2 separate regions of the Homo sapiens genome follow, and region 1 is linked to region 2. The links are chromatin contacts, found by Hi-C or POLR2A ChIA-PET in ENCODE. All regions are on one chromosome and are shown on one strand. The core of a region is the stretch at or near the end of the contact, and the rest is flanking DNA. Distances in the headings are between cores, read along the strand shown.

Region 1 (4,592 bases), core at 2,093-4,592, 510 kb after region 2:
TATTTTGTTCCATTGATCCACATTAAGTTTTATTTCAATGCCACACTGTTTTTATTATCATGACTTTAAAATTTGTTTCACAATCCACTATGCTAAGTTCCCCCACCCTCCACTGCTCTGTATTATCAAAATATCATTTGATATTCTGGAATTTTTTTTTTTTTTTTTGAGACAGAGTCTCGCTCTGTCGCCCAGGCTGAAGTGCAGTGGCGCGATCTCGACTCACTGCAAGCTTGGCCTCTAGGGTTCACACCATTCTCCTGCCTCAGCCTCCCGAGTAGCTGGGACTACAGGCGCCCACCACCACACCTGGCTAATTTTTTGTATTTTTAGTAGAGATGGGGTTTCACTGTGTTAGCCAGGATGAATCTTGATCTCCTGACCTTGTATTCCACCCGCCTCAGCCTCCCAAAGTGCTGGGATTACAGGCGTGAGCCACCGCGCCCAGCCTGATTTTTTGAATTTTTAAAGTGATGTGTGTATTGGCCAGGTATGGTGGCTCACCCCTGTAATCCCAGCACTTTGGGAGGCAAAGGTGGGAGGATCACTTCAGCCCAAGAGCTTGAGACCAACCTGGGCAACATGGAGAAATCACCTCTCTAAAAAAAAAAAAAAAAAAAAAAAAAAAAAAACCAAAAAATTAGCTGGGCACGGTGGCAGGCACCTGTAGTCCCAGCTACCAGGGAGGCTAAGGTGGGAGGATCACTTGAGCCCAGGAGGTTGAGACTGCAGTTGAGTAGAGATTACGCCACTGTACTCCAGCCTGGGTGGCCAACTGAGACCCTGTCTCAAATAAAATAAAATAAAATAAAATAAAATAAAATAAAATAAAATAAAATAAAATAAAAATATGTGCGTGCATGTGTATGTGTGCATTGCATGTGTGTGCGTGTGCATGCGGGTGCATGTGTACCCCACTAGGATAAACCAAAATTGTTCAACATCAGCTCAACTGGCATCTGGGGCCAGATCATTCTCTCTGGTAGGAACCATCCCGTAAATTGCAGGGTGCTGAGCAGCACCCCTCACCTGGCCCCACCAGTTATGACAAACAAAAATGCCTCCATACATTGCAGATGTCCTCCAAAGGGGGCAGAACACCCCCAGTTGAGAACCTCTGCTGTAAACCGTTGGTGTCCCCATTTAATTGGGACCCCTTTTGTGTTTTCCAACAAAGTTCTGTGCCTCTTGAGGGGATCACATATCCTTATTCAGCTTACTTCACAAACAGTTCATATTTTAACTGCCATTATCACCAAGATCTCATTACAATTCCTAAGTGGTGGTTGCTGGCACATAGGGATGCCACTGGTTTGGAGTCATTCACCTTGTATTAGCCACTTGCATAAACTGATGCTCTCTCAGGGCGTTTAGTTGCTGGTGTGAGGGTTTCTCAGGCACCTAATGATATCGTAGAGCGATATGTTTGCTTCTCAAACATTGTGTGGATTTGAATCACTGGGGAAATCTTAAACGCAGCTTCTGATTAAACAGCTCTGGGGTCTACGCTTCTAAGAAGCTTCCCAGTGATGCTGATGCTACTGGTCAAAGGATCACACTGAGTTAAAAAAAAAAAAAAAAATCAATCTGCGTTTCTTCCTAGAATCTAAGTACGTCCCTGCAGAGTCCCGCACGAAGCATGTAGGTTAGCACCAAGACCCAAGGACACAAACCACCTGTCTACAGGAGATACTGGCCTGCAGCTGACAAGCTCACTTCCTGGTGATTATCTCAAAACCGGAGGGGGTAACCAGCACGTTCGCCTTCAACAAGAAGCCGGGTGGTCTAACGGGTCATCCATTTGTCCCCGGGAGCTAAGGAACACGCAGCTCTCAGCAGACCATGAATGCGTGATCCTAGCTGCAGTCCAGGGTCAGGGACTCCACAACACTTACTTCTTAAAGGAAACTGATCGTCATCACCACTCACATTGGCACACCACTTTTCAGTTTACAAAACATGCTTCTATTTCATCTCATTTGGTCTTTGTAACAACGCTGGGAGGCAGATGAGGTAGAGACGTCATGGCCACTTTCATCATCAACATCCAAATCACCTTCATTGATAAGGGCTGGAGGCTCAGAGGCCACGTGATGTGGCCAGACTCTCAACACGAGGCCAGAGCCAAGGGCCTGGACACCTTGGGTGTGTGTGCTCAGCCCCCTTTCTCCAGGGAAATGCCCCACCAGGCCATGGCTATCTGGGGGTCAGTAGGTAACAACGCAGCAGGGATAGAAGGAAGGATGGTCTCAGGGACACTGCGCAGGTGAATCCACAGGGCCTGGTGACCAACTGGATGTGAGAAGGTGAGGACAGAGGAGTCCAGGGCACAGGAGACCCCGAGGGGTGAGGGCCCCACCTCCCATGCCCCGGGGACTGTGCCTGAATTCCCAAACATCAGCCTGGGCTGCCTCACCTGTAAAACACGTTCTTTTCTTTATTGAGATAAAAGTCACATAACAAAATTCACCATTTTAACCACTTTTTTTTTTTTTGAGAAGGGAGTCTCGCTCCGTCGCCCAGGCTGGAGTGCAGTGGCGCGATCTCGGCTCACTGCAAGCTCCGCCTCCCGGGTTCACACCATTCTCCTGCCTCAGCCCCCCGAGTAGCTGGGACTACAGGCGCCCGCCACCACGCCCGGCTAATTTTTTGTATTTTTAGTAGAGACGGGGTTTCACCGTGGTCTTGATCTCCTGACCTCGTGATCCGCCCACCTCGGCCTCCCAAAGTGCTGGGATTACAAGCGTGAGCCACCGCGCCCGGCCATTTTAACCACTTTAAAGCATCCAATTCAGTGGCTTTAAGGACACTCACAATGTTGTGCCATCATCGCTACTATCTAATTTCACCACTCCAACGAGAACTCCCGTCCTCAAGAACAGTCACTCCCCATTCTCCACCCCATTCCCCCAGGCCCTGGCAGCCACTCTTCCACTTTCTGTCTCTATGGATTGGCCTGTGCTGGACATTTCATTGAAATGGACTCATATGCTATGTGGCCTCTGCGGTCTGGCTTTCACTCAGCGTCACATCTCCAAGGATCATCCCTGCTGCCGCATGTGCGGGTCACCACTTCATTCCTTTTATGGCTGAACAGCACTCCATTGCATGGAGAGAGCACATTTTGCTTATCAGTGCATCAGTTGATAGACATTTGGGATCCTTCCAAAATGGGGTGATTTCACGCCTCCCTTATCAGTTGACCATGATGACTGAAAGTGAAAGCTACAAAACCCACCTAGCCCATCAGGGTGGAACCTCCAACCTAAAGCTCCTGACACAGGGCGGGGCTGCCAGGTGGCCACAGCGCACAGGAAACGAGACTGGTGCAAGAGATGGCAGTTCCTCACTTGTAAGGTGCAAAGTGCGCAGCCACAGGCGGCTGGTGCAGACTTGGAGTGTGGGGGAGCAGCGCTTTAGCTCGAGAGCATTTCTCAGCAGTCCCCGTGGTGTCTGGGAAGCCAGGGCTCTGTTTTGAGGAGTGTCGTCAGAGCATCAACACCAAAGTGCTTAATTAAATGGCAGCCTTGACCTGAGGGGGAGGAGGGGCTGAACATCCGCCTCCGACTGCATTTCACAAGCAAAAGAACACGGTGAGTGTGTTTCCATGGTAACCGCTCTCGGGTTCCCATTTCCACATTGGTCAGCCCGGACTTGGATCCAAACTACCCATCCCTGGCCCAAGCCTCCATGGAGGTAAGTTACCAGCCCTGCTTTGGGCCAACGCAGTTTTTGGGGACCTCAACCATGTGTTCAGCCCATGGCCAAGGCTTCGGGCTGAGCCAGCTCTCCCAGCCTCTCTCTCTTCTCAGTGTCGCCCCCTCCCACGGCTCTGGCTGGCTCCTCTGCGGAGCTCCATGGCTTTTCCAGCGTCTGCCCTCTCTGCTGGCTGCCAAGTGCCTCCACATGCCGGCCATGCTCTGCGCACCTCCAACCCTCCACATCCACCCTTCCCCTCTTTCAGACCTCCCCAGGTCTACCTTGGGCAACACCCTTTGCCCCCGGAGGGTCACAGATTCTTGTTGAAGAACCACAGGCATTGTCCCTGTGTCCCAAGTACCAGCCCAGGGCCTGGCACAAGATAGATGTACAATAAGTAAGTTACACCCACAACCCCAAGGACACTGGGAACCTTCCAGAACCACAGCCTGATGTCATTTAAATGATCGTGGGGGAGCGGGGTAAAGAGGGACGTGGTTTGCTAGGTGACTGCTGCGTGCTTATCCGACAATGGTTTGGTCAACAAGATTGCTGACAGGCCTGTTTTTGAAAATCCGAGTCACGTTATGCTTACAAATGTTTGCTGCTAGAGATCTGGCACGACAGTGACGGGTCAGCTGAGTCGGAGACGGAAAACCTGTTGGTCTGCGCACCGTTTTTGCAGCTGCCCGGCAGACTGGAGGCCTCTCCCCAACCCTGCTCACCCTGAAGGAGGTTCTCGGTCCCTTTTGACCTCACACTGGGCAGTGGAAGGGGAATCGCTAGTTCTTCATCCCTGGTTTAGTTACTTTCCCTCTTCTGAACAAATTGGGTCCACAAACCCCAGTGGCAGTCACAGCCCCACATCAGCAGTGGGGAGCCCTAGGCTCCCT
Region 2 (3,756 bases), core at 1-2,500:
TGTGGGAAGACGTGTGCAGCTCCTCACGGCTGTCCTGTGAAACGCATGATCCTGCCACGTTCATGCTGTGCTCACATTACGCCCTCTCACCTGCAACGCCCCTCCTTTCTTCTCCTCCCTGTCAACTTGGCACACTGGGGCTCAAGGCTCACGTTTTCCCTCCAGCAATCCAAGCCTTAAGCATCTGTACTTGCCTTGAACCTCACAACACTTAACACAATCACAATTTATCACCTAACGACACATTCTCACATCACTTTCAAATTGTTCCCAGCACATTCATCTTAACTCCCCAGCTAAATCACACACTTCTCCTGGAAGAAACCATAACCACACATTTACATCTGCCAAGGTCAGGAAGTGGTAAGTTTTCGATTGACCTGTGGTGGTGTTCTACCCTCCTCATAGGGAACTGTAGAAGGACTATCATTACTCTGTAATCTTGAGCTCCTTAGAGTCTCTCCAATACCTTAAGTGCACTAGATCTGCAAAGAAATTATAGTGAAATAAATAATGGCAAAAATGTGTAAACCGTAAAGTCAAGATAAAGATGAACCATTTGAAAATATGAGACACTCAGTTATAAAACTGCATTGCTAAGCTTTATTATGGCTCCACTACCAAAAAAAATGAACTCTTTGACAAATCAACAACTACATACAACTGATTCCAAGTGGCTTAAGAGATAATAGCAGCATGAAGTTCTCCTTCTAGAGTGTGTTTTTAACTGACAATTCCCAACACACCGAGAAAAAGTGGTACTGCCTCCTCAGCCCACTGGCCACCAATATCCTACCAGCTGGTCATTCAGAGGAACGAATAATGATTTTCTGATGACTGATGCTAGATGTTTACACATTCCCAGGAACTCAAGGAGCAGAGGCTGGTACAGAAGTCACTGACAGAAACTCCCACTGAAGTTGACCAAAAAAATACCACCTTCCCACCCTCCTCTACCTGCTAAGCCCTATAATGCTTAGTGTACTTTAAACCCTTAAAAAATAAGGGAACGCATCAAGAAATCATTGCTGGTATTGAAAAGGAGGGACGTGAGGCTGCAGGCTTGCTGGCACCACAGAGTCTAGGAGCACCAAGGGCACAGGACCCAGACAAAGAGACCACAGCAAAGGGGACCGGAGGATGTGTGCCTCATTCCCAGAGGGGCTGACGTATGCATGTTACTGTCCTCAGACCAGCCCTGGAAGCAGTCCCACCAGATGCCCAAGCAGAAAAAACCACACCCACCACAAGCTGGGCTGCCGTGATCACATGCCACGTTCTGTCACTTCAACAGCCAGCAGGTGGCCAGGTCTGTGTGAGGCAGCATGAGCGTACACACAAGGTGGAGATGGGGCCTTCCTGGCAAGGCTCTGCTCCTTCAACACACCATAAACTCACAACTCTGGTAAGAAGCTACGGAGTGCAACCACCCACAAAAGCCACAGGGTTTCAGAACGGCAGCCAGCGTGTGACAAAACAGTCCGAACAGCATGCGAAAGAGCTGGGAATCCAGACAGGTATGGCCAGGAGGATGGGCAGAGGGATGGGGTGCGGAAGACCTGAGAGAAACAGAAGGAGGACACTCATTCCAGGAAGGTGTACATGGGGAAGTGGAAGATCAAGGTGAACTGAGATTGTGGCTGGAGTTGGCCAACTACGGCCCATGGGCCAAACCAGGCCCACACCTGTTTTTGCAAATACAGCGTTCCTGGAACACAGTCATGTTCATTTACACATATATCACCCGCAGCTGCTTTCACACAATAACGCCTAAAATATTTATTATCTGACCCTTTACAGAAAAAGTTTGCAATTCAGCCTAGAATACTGAAGACCTTGAAAAACAAAAGAAAAATGTGGATTTCATCTATTAGGCAATAATAAACTGCTGCAGATTCTTGATTAGAAAACTGCTACAATATATGTTTGAACAGTAGAAATACGCACAAAAAAGAAAAAGAGCAGCTTCCATTCAAAGAGCATCATCAGCATTCATGGTGCTCTCCCCCTGCTGTCTGATTTCAGTCTCATAGGTACTCTGCAGGCTGCTCTCTACTCCCATCACAGGTGAGGGAGCTGAGGCTCAGAGAAGTGACGGTGCCTCAGCCGTAAGTGGCAGGTCGGACCTGTCTGCTTCCACACCTAGTTTCACCCATGTCCATGCTGGAAGAGCTGGGGTGGGAAAAGACTCAAGATTGGAAAACAGGCTAGGAAACACTGACACCTGGTGACTCTGAACCGATGAGTGCCAGCCTTGAGTGGGGACATCAGAAATGGGAGGAACATTTAAAAGGGAGACAAGAACACCTGACGAGATGACTTAATAACTGGTGTTTGTCATGGCAGAGCTATAGCGAGGGTATGTTCATGCCACTTACATCTATGGCTCATGATACGTATCACTGATGCGACAGCAAAATCCAGAACCCTGGACCTCTAACAAGGTTCACGATCATTTACTCAACTATTAGGCTAGAGTCCTATGAATGCCAATATTCACGTTTTCTGATATGCAAACATGAACTTCACATAGCTTCACCTTGTCTTATGCCCTGGATTTGTGTAAAGCATCCTACAGAAACTTCGAGCACAAGAAATGACTTATAAACATTATCTAGAGAATAAAATGAAGCTGCTGGTGGAAAGAAAACTGAGACCTCTAACCAGACAGGAGCGTACTGGCTGGGATTCAGTGGCAAATGTTTCGCATCTCACGCTGCTTAAGTTTAGCACAAAGGCCCCCCTGTGACACTGTCCTCCCTGCCTCCCTCCTAAATGATCCCTCTCATCAACTCCCAAAGCACCGGCCATGTTGCCGTTAGGCCCGCCAGCACTTCCCCTGTGAATGAGTGTCACTGTGCTCGCACCTGCTCTTTCAGAGAGAGGCAGAAACCTCTTCCGTTTGCCTCTTTACCCGGATGCTTTGCACACAGATCTCATCAACACTGCAGAATCCCTAATAGATTCACTTTTCTGATTGATTTTTGGGGAAAAAAAGTAGTTAGAATAAAAACTTTAGGCCTCTAAATTACTATTTGTAACAAAATTTTAAAAATATATAAATAGAAGGAAGACCGGCCTTGAGGTGACAACTGCTGAGGTGAGTGGTGAGTACCTGGGTGTTCATCTACATCCTATAGTATTTTTTTACATGAGGAAAACATCCTTAAGACAAGTTTTAGACAGACATAAACAAGTAACCATAGGTAGATACACAAACAGATAACAATTTTTCAGTTATTTAAGGGGGAAAAAATCCCCGAGGTCATCCCTGCTGGGGCTACTTACCCATAAAGAGGTCCGTCATTGCCAATAGCAGAAACCATGATTACATTGTTAGCTGTTAATTCCCACACCTACAAAAGGAGCATTTATTTAATGAAAGTATCCCTTTCATTAAACATATAACTGTCAAAAAAAAAAAAAAAACCATACACAACGTCTAAAAACAGTTCTAAAAAAGCAGCACTGGCCCATTATAAAGGCGGATGTGCTGGCAACTTGCATTTTTAGAGGATACCACCCGGGACGGAGAAGCACGCAGTGCACAGAGCAGATGCTGACTTTCTAGTCACTTTGAGGAAAACACGAATTGCATGTTTAGGTAAGAAAGAATTGGCAGGGCATGGTGGCTCACGCCTGTAATCCCAGCACTTTGAAAGGCTGAGGTGGGTGGATCACCTGAGGTCAGGAGTTGGAGACCAGCCTGGCCAATTCGGTGAAACCCCGTCTCTACTAAAAATAGCAAAATTAGCC

What was found. A loop is a pair of places that touch in the nucleus more often than their neighbours do. ChIA-PET counts read pairs that join two places held with the same protein, here RNA polymerase II (POLR2A). Pooled maps may share reads with other maps.
Region 1: a map with no recorded cell type shows a loop between it and region 2 (5-fold over the local background). The contact joins two enhancer-like sites. A Hi-C loop is called at or near these places in 5 of 37 single-sample maps with no recorded cell type and 4 of 50 pooled maps. POLR2A ChIA-PET finds 5 or more read pairs at or near these places in 2 of 52 experiments (AG04449 and OCI-LY7).

What each region holds. Positions count from the first base shown.
Region 1 is chr16:84,591,034-84,595,625 of GRCh38, forward strand. All of the region lies in intron 2 of COTL1 (coactosin like F-actin binding protein 1), which reads right to left. Among named protein-coding and RNA genes, the nearest start is that of COTL1, 25 kb to the right of the region's middle. RefSeq lists an enhancer at 2,859-3,158. Within about 2 kb of position 3,343, at least 18 of the 41 ENCODE cell types and tissues checked have a DNase peak (open chromatin) inside an H3K27ac peak, as active enhancers do; they include OCI-LY7, where a contact is called at or near this core.
Region 2 is chr16:84,087,587-84,091,342 of GRCh38, forward strand. MBTPS1 (membrane bound transcription factor peptidase, site 1) reads right to left here. Exons shown (of 23, transcript NM_003791.4): 8 at 3,289-3,356. Among named protein-coding and RNA genes, the nearest start is that of MBTPS1, 27 kb to the right of the region's middle. Within about 2 kb of position 1,251, at least 4 of the 41 ENCODE cell types and tissues checked have a DNase peak (open chromatin) inside an H3K27ac peak, as active enhancers do; they include OCI-LY7, where a contact is called at or near this core.